Linked DNA regions of Mus musculus: regions 2 and 3 are each linked to region 1. The links are chromatin contacts, found by POLR2A ChIA-PET in ENCODE. All regions are on one chromosome and are shown on one strand. The core of a region is the stretch at or near the end of the contact, and the rest is flanking DNA. Distances in the headings are between cores, read along the strand shown.

The links. ChIA-PET counts read pairs that join two places held with the same protein, here RNA polymerase II (POLR2A).
Region 2: POLR2A ChIA-PET joins it to region 1 with 13 read pairs in embryonic stem cell. The contact joins the enhancer-like site here to the promoter of Pycr1 in region 1. POLR2A ChIA-PET finds 5 or more read pairs at or near these places in 3 of 5 experiments (Patski and embryonic stem cell).
Region 3: POLR2A ChIA-PET joins it to region 1 with 14 read pairs in embryonic stem cell. The contact joins the promoter of Arl16 here to the promoter of Pycr1 in region 1. POLR2A ChIA-PET finds 5 or more read pairs at or near these places in 4 of 5 experiments (Patski and embryonic stem cell).

Annotation. Positions count from the first base shown.
Region 1 is chr11:120,642,277-120,645,681 of GRCm38, forward strand. Pycr1 (pyrroline-5-carboxylate reductase 1) reads right to left here and starts at 1,472. Exons shown (of 8, transcript NM_001348222.2): 1 at 1,404-1,472; 2 at 883-1,011; 3 at 616-686; 4 at 1-18. The coding sequence starts at 949.
Region 2 is chr11:120,798,609-120,802,138 of GRCm38, forward strand. No RefSeq gene overlaps it. Among named protein-coding and RNA genes, the nearest start is that of Dus1l, 4.0 kb to the left of the region's middle. Within about 2 kb of position 1,589, at least 3 of the 3 ENCODE cell types and tissues checked have a DNase peak (open chromatin) inside an H3K27ac peak, as active enhancers do.
Region 3 is chr11:120,465,579-120,469,196 of GRCm38, forward strand. It overlaps Arl16 (ADP-ribosylation factor-like 16), which reads right to left and starts at 2,022. Exons shown (of 5, transcript NM_197995.2): 1 at 1,785-2,022; 2 at 1,604-1,662; 3 at 1,076-1,189; 4 at 406-521; 5 at 1-243. The coding sequence starts at 1,845. The coding sequence ends at 72. Hgs (HGF-regulated tyrosine kinase substrate) reads left to right here and starts at 2,057. Exons shown (of 22, transcript NM_008244.3): 1 at 2,057-2,185; 2 at 3,431-3,515. The coding sequence starts at 2,149.

The DNA of each region.
Region 1 (3,405 bases), core at 222-2,721:
CAGGTTCACCCCTATCTTCTGCAGGGAGGGGTGCAAGGAGACCCAGCTTGCCTCATGGGCCATCTATCTGCCCACAAAGCTGAGAGCCCTGTGTGTAGTGAGGCCCAGAGGCTGCTGGGTGAGATGGGAAAGGCACTATGCCCTGGAATAGGTCCCCTTTGAAGTAGAAAAGGGACATCACAGACTTCTAAACCACAGCCCAGCCCAGCCCAGCCCACCTCGGGCAGCAGTCTCTGCAGCTGCCTGCCTTCCAGATGTGGGTGGTGGTCTCAAGCTGGGAGCCTGGCCCCCCATCCCCCAATCCTTAGCCTGAAAATCCTGGCTGAGCCATACCAAACAGAAACTGTGTCATCCATCATCATCACCCTAGCCAACTGTTTGATCTCCATGCTGCCTGGCCTTCCGGAGGCCTCCATAACCCCCATCTAGGTAACCCCATTCCAGACTAGCACTCTCTCCTACCAGCTGTATTCACGACAGGGCAGGGGAGCAGTACCTGCGGGTTCCCAATGGCAGATTTGTGTCTCCTACTGGAGTCAGGTGTGCAGCAAAACTAACCCTAGACCCAACTCTAAAGAGCTTCAGGCTTTCAATCTGCTTTCACCTGGCACCTACCCGGAGGGCCGAGACCGTAGCTTGGTCCATGTCTGGGGAGCTGGCCATTATCTTGTGTGCAGCCAGAACACCTGTAGGGGACAGAATTCCTCCCTCAAAGCTAGTTCTAGCCTCTCAGCTCCTATGAGGGAGACAGCTGAAGCATCCTTCACCTCCTTTAGGGAAGCAACCCCAAACATATGGCAGCTGTCATTTCCCAAAGGACTGAGGCCACTAACACAGACACTCCACGCTAGCACCCTCCCTGGCAGCAGCAGAATTTACTACCTGCAGCTGTGAAGCCCTTGGCTAGAGCAAAGGCTAGCTGCCCTGCCCCGATGAAGCCTACGCTCATGTCTGGAGGTCCACGACCCACAACTTTCACAGCTGACGCCGGCTCTGTAGGGCAGCAGAGAACTGTACCGACAGGACGGAAAGAGAGACGTCGGGTGGGTAATACCAAGTCTGGCCGTTCCTAGCAGCCAGGTGCTCCCCAACCCCCACCCCAGCCTGCTTAATTTCTATGTTGCTCCTCGGCTGGCCGGGTTGGGAAGTTGTCCCAGGTACCCCGACACCCCGTACCACTACCACCCGCCGCCCAGAGCCAGGATGCCTGGTCTGCAGCTGAAGGTTCTGAGCCTTCTGCAAAGGGCTCAGGGAGCCAAAAGGAAAGAGATTGATTGAAGGGGAGGGTCAGGAATCCAGCGAACCCTCAACATCCAAGTCTCCAGCTTATTTCCCAGAAGCCCCAGCCCCTAAGCCTTCATTCCAGGAGTTCCATCCCCGAAGCCCCAAGTCCCGCTACCCACAGCGTGGATATTCGGGTACACACACAACAGACAGCCCAGCCCTTCTTGCATTCGCCACGCGGCACCCGCGCCCACCGGCCCCGCCCTCACTTCATTTCAGCCAATGAGCTGTGCGCCCTGTGAGAGAGCTAGCCAATCCAGAGCTGCAGCTGGAGCCTTGTGCATTGCATCATACACAGGGCAGGGACAGACGCTCCTCCTTGCTCCCTCCCTGAGGTGAGCAGTAGTTGCGAATACAAGTCAGTATTCACAAAAGCCACGGGTCCCTCCTCTGTTGTCTTTTTGCAAGTGTTGTTTTTGTTTTTGAAAGCTAGGTACCTTCTGCAGCCACAGGCCCGTTAACTTCCCAAACCACCTCCATCCTACAGTACCTCAGCTCTCCAACTAAGGGTTTTAGAGATATTGTACTCTGGGCATCCGCAACCTCTTAGAGGAGTTTCAGGCCCATCTGCTGGTCTTGAAGCTGCAGAGCAGTCTGAGTTCACACTCTGCTAAAGTACATTTGATTCCAGTGCCTACCCCTCACCTTCCCACCTCACCCCACTCCCCAACTCCCTTAGAGGTGGCTTGCTTATTTTTTTTTTTTTCTGTTTTGTTTGTTTCCTTAGATAAAGACAAGTTGCTTTAGAAAAGTAAATTTTAAATCACTAGGAAGTTTCCAGCCTGCAAGATTTGGGGAAGGAATTTCCATCCCTTCTTCTTGGCCCTAATGACCACCACCCAAACGAGGAGACTGCTCTGTGGTGATAGTGTTCACTGTGTGGATGGCTAGTTCAATACTCAACCTCTAAAAAGAGAAGAGCTGGAGAAGAAGAGCTGTGCCAAGTTGACAGCTCAAGTCTATGCACAAAGCCTAGAAGTTCAGTTTCCCAAACTCAGCTCCCAACTTGAGATGCTTCCCAGGACTAGAGAGAATCCTCAGTGCTTAAGAGCATGTTATTCTTGCAGAGGCCCTGGAATCTGTTCCCAGTACCCACATGGCAGCTAACTATCCAGAATTCCTCTCTAGGGATCTAACACTGCCTCTGAACCCCTCAGTCACCAGGTATGCAAAGGTGAGCATGCGTACATGCAAGCAAAACACTTAAAATAAACTAAATTTTTTAAATGTATGCTTTTCTCCAAGTGATAATAAACATCACTCCTAAAACAAAGAAAGACAGTTCTGTCATCTAGGGAGCCCCAGAAACCTTCTCCCATTTTCTTCTTGAGTCTTAGCTCTCACTTCCCCTGCCTTCTCTAGCACCTCTGAAATTTAGGTTGGATGTGATGCTGAGGGCAGAAAGCTACTGAACAGTGAGGATGCTGGGGACTTAGCGAACATGCTAGAGTTCAGAGTTTTGGCTGGTAACAGAATAAAAGGGACACCCCTCAAAAAAATCAGTCAAAACTCGGTGAGGTATAATACATCAGTAATCCCACCTCTGGGGAAGTCGAAGCAGGAGGATGCCCAGTGGGAGGCCATTTTAAACTACACTGTGAAACCCTTGTCTCCAGGCGGAATAAAAGAAAAAGGAAAAACAGAAGGCGGGTGTCATGGCTTCGTGGTGGGGAAGACAGCTTGCTTCAAAAGTCTAACAACTTGACTGAATTGGTTGTCCCAAACCCATGTAAGGTAGAAGAAATAAACTAAGTGTACAGCGTGGTCTTCTGGCCTGTACATATGCACTCTGATGTCCCCATCACACCTACATCATACATGTATAATACTAATAAATAAATAGAAGCAGTCGGGTCCCTCTCTAGGCAGGATGAAGATGGCTGACACAGTCCCTGACATCCTGGTCTTCTGATGTGTAACATTTTCATTACCCAGAAAACCTGCAGACTCAAACGCTGCCTATGTCTGCCCATCCCAGTAAAAGACACTGGCCCTAACTCACTTGTTGGCTGTGTGCCCTGGCCAGCTGGCCAGCTGCAAGAGCCCACACAGTACCCCACAAGGCCAGACTCAGAGCCTAAGGTCTTAATGTTCTCAATTCTACTGCCCAGAGAGTGCAGC
Region 2 (3,530 bases), core at 339-2,838, 160 kb after region 1:
CTTATAAGATGACAGAAAAATATGCCCATTGTCATTGTTCAGATAATTCTGAGCTATGTCCTTGCTCTGACCAGTTTCTGGGTGTGCATTCAATAAACTATTCTTGCTTAACTGAAGTCAGTGTTCACATGGTTTGTGCGGTGATTCTTGAACCCCAAGGATAGCAGTTCTGGCACTCTTGATCTTGTCTATAGATCTGAGCTTCTACCTGGTACAATTGCCCCTTGAGCTAAAGTTTCTTCTTCTTCTTCTTCTTCTTCTTCTTCTTCTTCTTCTTCTTCTTCTTCTTCTTCTTCTTCTTCTCCTTCTCCTTCTCCTTCTCCTTCTCCTTCTCCTTCTCCTTCTCCTTCTCCTTCTCCTTCTCCTTCTCCTTCTCCTTCCCCCTTCCCTCCTCCTCCTCCTCCTCCTCCTCCTCCTCCTCCTCCTCCTCCTCCTCCTCCTCCTCCTCCTCCTCCTCCTCCTCCTCCTCTTCTTCTTCTTCTTCTTCTTCTTCTTCTTCTTCTTCTTCTTCTTCTTCTTCTTCTTCTTCTTCTTCTTCTTCTTCCTCCTCCTCCTTGTTTTTTTTTGAGACAGGACAGGGTTTCTCTGTGTTGCCCTGGCTGTCCTGGAACTCAGTCTGTAGACCAGGCTGGCTCAAACTCAGAAACCCACCTGCCTCTGCCTCCCAAATGCTGGGATTAAAAGCATGGGCCGGGCTGGTGAGATGGCTCAGTGGGTAAGGGCACCCGACTGCTCTTCCGAAGGTCAGGAGTTCAAATCCCAGCAACCACATGGTGGCTCACAACCATCTGTAACGAGATCTGACTCCCTCTTCTGGAGTGTCTGAGGACAGCTACAGTGTACGTACATTAAAAAAAAAAAAAAAAAAAAAAAAAGAGTGTGGGCCACCACTGCCCAGCCAAAAATATCTCTGTCTTTATAGATCTGCGAGATCAATAGTCTCAGTTTCCCTTGTTTATAAATCTCTGAAACCAAAAAACTAAGAAGAAGGGAAGAAAGAAAACAAAAGCAAACAAAGAAAGAAAAGACAAGGAGACAACAGCTGGACTTGGTTACACACACTTGTAGTTCCAGCCAGCCTGGAACTCTCCATCCTCCTGAGTGTTGAGACTGCAAACATGCCACCACACTTCAGCTCTGGCTGGTTTTCTTGGTGTTCTTACTCTTTGAGTTTGCTGAACTTCTTTCATCCATAAATTTTTTTTTCAGAAATATTTCAGCCATTCCTTTTTTTATTTTCCTTAACGGGGTCTCTAACCCAGGTTGGCCTTGAACTAGGTTTCTAGCTGAGGATCTGAAGATAAACTTGAATTCCTATTCCTTGGGTGTCCCCACCTGCCAAGTACTTCATTTACGCTGTGCTGGAAATCAAACTCAAGGCTTGAATGTATTGGGCAATCGCTCTACCAGCTCAGTCACATCCCCGGACCTTTCTTACTTTCCCCCCCTACGCTTCTTTTGTCTATGCAACAGCCTAAGTTTCCATTGTCGACAGAGTTTTGCCTGGAGTGCTGCTTTGTTTTCTGAGATCCCTTGGCTGAGCAAGGGCGTTCTCGGCTCTTAGGTTGGTCTGCCCCCTAGTGGAGCCTTCCAGCACTGTTTGTTAGCTGAGGCAGCACAGGCCACCCCAGCGTCAATAACTGGTGACCGGGAAGGGGCAGCCTGTGATTTCCACTCATCTCTCTTGGCAGGGACTCAGTGTCTTACTTTAAGGCTGGGTAAAGACGCTGAGGCTGGGTTCCTCTTCTTGCCTCCCCAGAGCTGAACTTCCAACATCCAGAGGGCACTTAGTGAGAAAGGATCCTGGCAGATGATTTAAGGCAGAGCTGGGTGGTGAGCCTTTGATAGTCTGTGCCCTGGAGGAGGGGCTTGTCCTTAGCTGCACCCATCTAGAGTGGAGCTTGCATCACGTGGGCAGAGAGGAGGGATGGGTCAAGGCAAGTGCCCCAACTCACTCCCTTCCTGGCAGGATTTGGTAGATTTTCCTGAACGCTGTTTCTCCTTTGGCTGAGAGTCCTCAGAACAAGTTCCAGGACTTTCAATAACTTTCTGGAGACTTCTCACCAGAAAAGGCTGCTTTGCTGGGGACAGCCCTCTGAACCCCTCTGGCCACCGGCGTGTGGGGCCTTATAGTTCAGTATGACTCACACAGATGCCCAGATGTTTTCAGGGTCTGCCAAGATGTGCCTTTGTTCCCTTCTCCAGTTTTCCTTTTTGAAACAGGGTCTCACTATGTATCCTTAGCTGGCCTGGAATTTGGTAAATCAGCCTGTTTCTGCCTCCTAGGAGCTAGGATGAAAGTGCTTGGGCGGTGTGTGCTGCTGTGCCTAGAAACAAGATCTCAACAGCAACAGCAGCTCTAAGGACTACCCCTTATGTCTCCCTCTCTCACCCATCCTTCCTAATACACAGACATGGCGTTATCATGGAGTTTTCAAACAGGGTCTCTCTCAATGGCTGACTTGGAACTTACTCTGTAGCCCAGACTAGCCTCAAACTCATGGTGGTCTTCTTGTTTCAGGCACCCAAGGATTAAAGGTGCGCTCCACCATCCTGAGCTTACCTGACTTTCCCATTTGTTGACTTGAAGTTCATGTCTCCTTTCCGTACTCATGCCTCTCTTTTGGACACACGCAGTCCATTTGTTCTGTCAGTCACATAGAGTAGATATGTAGGCCATCTCCAACATTTTTCAACTTTACATTGTTTTACAATGAATGTGTGTGTTTGTATGCACATGTGTATATGCGTGTGTATGTGTGTGTGCGTGTGTATGTATGTGCATGTGTGTGTACATGTGTATGTGTGTGCTCATGTATGTGTGTGCATGTACATATATATGTGTGTGCATGCATGTATGCATGTGTGTGTATGCAGGTATATGTGCATGTGTGTATGTGTGTATATGTGTGTGCATGTGTATAAATGTGTATATCTTTGTGTATGTGTGTTCATGTATGTGCATGCGTGTGGTGTGTGTGCATGTAAGTGTACTTGGGACACTTTCCAAGAAGTTCAAACACAGAGGTGATTTTTCTGTGTGCTGCCAAATCTCCCCCTTGAGACCCTTTGTTCTACGCCTCCCAGTCAGGTTGCTTATGCCAGTTTCCCTGTAAGCTCCACAGCACTCTGAGGTTATGTTTGCAACTGTGTCAACCTGACAGATAAGGAGCCATCCTCCTGGTTGTGATTATCATTTTTTATTTCCCTTATAATGAGAGGTTGAACATCGTTTTATATGGTTCGAGGTCTAATTGACTATTATTTTATTTATAAATCCCTTCTTAAACAGCTTCATGGAGGCATAATTAATATTTTTAAAATATATACAAAGTGGCAATTACATGTTTATAGATACCAGTATATACAAGTGAAACTGTTACAGTCAGATAATGAAAGTGTTTATCGCTACTCCCGGTTTCCCTGTGCCCTTCTCCAACTCTCTTCATCCATGACATGTTTGTTGCTTTATATGTGAACCTCTGTAGGGCTTTATTCACATGGAACTGTGTCAAGTTTTTGGTCTTTCC
Region 3 (3,618 bases), core at 772-3,271, 180 kb before region 1:
AACACCTCAGGCTCTCATGCATTTGCCTCCTAGGCACTGGGTGGGGTCAGCCATACTTCTCCATCTTGCTGTCAACTGCTGTGCCTGTGTTGATTCTGGAGCCAGAGCAATACTGTTGCCAAGCCAGTGCCATTCCTGGCACTTATTTCTACTGCGGTGATGTTTTGCTTGGCACAAGCAATGATGTCTGGAAGCCTCATCAATGACTTCATTTCCTCCATGGTCATGTAACAGGGTAGGTCACTGTAGTTGAAGAAGCACTTCGTCAAAGTGGTGCTCGCCACAAAGTTGTTCTACCCACAGCTGCACCTCCCCGCTGCAGACCCTATGGTCTTGGCTGTACTCAAGTAGAGCAACCCCTTGGGATACCTTGCCCTTCATCCTGCCCAGCCCTTAGACCCATACATTTTATTGAAGAGTATGAGGACGGAGGCTTTTTCAAGTTCTTCTGCAGAAAGGAGACCCAGGAGCTGCATGCAGGATGCAGAGAGCTGGGTGGGGTTAGAAGCATCCATCATGAACTAGGGAGAAAAGGAAAACATGCTACAGAAGATAGTCCTGACCAGAGCCCTGTCTGGTCATTTCACAAAAGCACACAGACAACTTTTTAAGTGGATTTAAATTTATGATGCAGGAGTTTGAACCTAGGGCTTCAAGTGTAGCTAGGGCAAGCACTCTCCTGAGCTACATATCCAGCCCCAGATTGGCTTTTAAACAACAGGTTTTGGAAATAGCCAAGGGGGAGTTGTACGAGGATGACTGTCACTGGTGTCTTTAAGTAAAATTAAGTCTACTGTGGCCATCAGCTCTTCATCCCAGAATTTGATGCCCCTTCCTTCTACAGATAGGACCAACAAGAGGGATGTAAAGTGTTGGTCGTATTCAGGTATCAAGGCATAGAACATGCTGTGCCTTCAACAAGCCTCCTAGAATCTGAGCCCTGCTCAGGAAATCAGACCAATGCACAGTCATCAAAGACCCCCAAACCCGATCCCATGAAAAGCAGGGCCAATACTTGATGGTTCAGGGAGTCAGACAAAACTGACCTCCAAAGAAGCTTGAAGTATTAACTCACCAAGAGCGAATGGCAGTTTCCATAGTAACTGGACCAGATGGGGCTCATGCATCCCCCGAGCTCTCGGATGGTGATCTTCCTGTGGGCCACAATGTCTGTAAGGTTGGTGCCCACCTATGGAAAAAACCACGATGCACTGAGACCAGCGCAAGCGGTGTGCTGTGGTGAGCTTCTGGATGGCAGCACCGCCATGAGGGAGCTAAGCATCCACAGCCAGTGACAACTGCTCAAGCCCTCTGCTCTCGCCACCAAGAAATGCAGCTCTCTGGGGGCTCCAGGCCAACGTCAACCATAGAGATGGGCCTTGAGAGTGACGAGGGAATGAATTTCTAGGGATGGGAGAGAAAGGTGCCCACCGGAAGACGGGCTTCGGGTTCTCCACACTCAGAAGTCTAGTGATGGGAGTTCCTCTGCCGCAGACAGTACCCAACCTACTGACCACAGGCACCGCGGCTTCCATTAGAAGAGGTCTGAGGACCTTTGCAAGCCTCAAAGGGCATGCATGACCTGAGAGAGGCCGACACCTACCGTGGGCCGCGTCGGTGGGGGCTCTCCCAGGTCGCCTTTGCCATCTCCGGAGCTCAGCTGTCCCGGCGGTCAAGGGCCATGGCGTGGCAGAGGGAGGAGTTCCCGTGATGAGCGACCCCGGTGTGCTCCCTCCCCACCCTGCCTGGGACTCCCTGCCTGCCCACTCGGCGCGGAAGGATATTCTGAAGGCGTTTCACCAGCAGGGTCTTCCCGACCCCAGCAGCTCCAAGCAGGAGACACATCCCTTCCTCGGATAACGCGCTTGTACCTCCGAGCTACCACGCAATGAGGCCCGCCTCCGCTTAGCTTTCATTGGATAGACCGCTCGTCCAGGCTGCTCATTGGTTAGTCCCAATGGACTGAGCGGTCCAATGGACGCTCAGAGTCAGTGTGTAAGCGCAAGTCTCGCCATGGAGCAGGACTCGGGGCGGCGCGGAGGCGTTGCGCGTGCGCGAGCAGAAAAAGAAAGGCGGAAGCGGAAGTTGGGGGGCGCGTCAGCTCCGAAAGAGGGAGCGACTGCAGCGTCGGTCCGGAGTGGGGTCGCCATGGGGCGAGGCAGCGGCACCTTCGAGCGTCTCCTAGGTAACGCGTCCGCCCGTCAGCTCCAAGTCAGCTCCCTCGCGCGCACCGGCCAGATGCTGCCTCCGTAGGTCTCAGGAGAGCGGGCCGGCCACCTAGACCGGCCGTCGGCCTCCGGGGAGCACTGCACGGTTCCCGGGCCTCGGGTGTGGCCGCCCGGGCTGTACACTGAGTCCTGGGGTTCCAGTGACGAATGCTCTTTGGGGGTCCGTGACGGACCTCTCTTCCTCCGGGTCCGACGGTCCTGAACCGATTGGGCCAAAGTCCTGAGTCATGAAGTCATGACTCAGATCTTAGCTTCATGCGGGTCTCAGACCCCGATACCTTTTCGCAGGGTGGAACCGATACTGCCTTCCTTAAACCTTTCGAGCCCCTTGGGGAATGCTTCCTAGGACCTCAGCCTCTTGCGCTCTGGTAGTGCCTGGGGGTTTGAGAAGACATGTATTTCTCATTTTTGAAGGTGCTTGTTGATATCACTATCTGAGGTTCCTGGACAGTGTAAATTTTAGGAGGGAAAAATGAGTTTGACATGCATGCACCATTCCCTCAATAAATGTGTTCAGGAGCAGGCCCCATCCTAGGCTGCTCACTTGCTCCTTTTTGAGCTAAGGTTTTCAAAGGGGAATCTTAGATGATGAGATGTTTACCTTAGTCTCATATCCTGGGAGGTTCAGCACGTCAGGTATGAATCCACTAACTTGTTGAATGAGTAACAAGGGTGGTGTATCTTGGGATAGCTCACTTTCGTAAGGGAGGGGTGATCCGAGTGTGAAGAGGTGTTGGCTGGGGGTACCACTTGACATGGAGAAATCATCCCTCATCTTCTAGAGCTTGCTAAGGGACCCATTACATTACCCAGCTAAGAGGTAAAGGACAAAACTTCTAAATGATGGGACTCTGTTGAGAAGCAGCAGGGTATGCCATTTTAAAGTGCCCAGCAAGCTGTGACAAAGGGCATTCTCTACCTCCTTTATCTTTAAAGCAGATGCAAGTAGTACCTCTCTCCAGAGGGTCTGTGGGAACTGAGTGAAGCCGAGCTTGAGCTGACAGCTGATAGGGACTAAGTATCATTTCCACATTATTTGCTTCTTGCATGGGAGGATGCCATTTCCATGGTTGTCAGTGTACTTCAAGAGGATTTTCAGTTTGGTTTTGGCTGTATAAAATGAGGGATGTTCTTGACTTTTGACGGGCCGGCTCGGAAACATAGCTCAATGGACCCTTTGAATGGGCATCTCTTCCCTTTAGACAAAGCCACCAGCCAGCTTCTGTTGGAGACAGACTGGGAGTCCATTCTACAGATCTGCGACCTGATCCGTCAGGGGGACACACAGTAAGTGAAGAGAACCACCCCTCTTCTAAGATTAAATGGGCAACATGAGTTTTTTGTTTTTTTGTTTTTTTTTAATCCAGATTGTTTTGATATCTTGGGACAA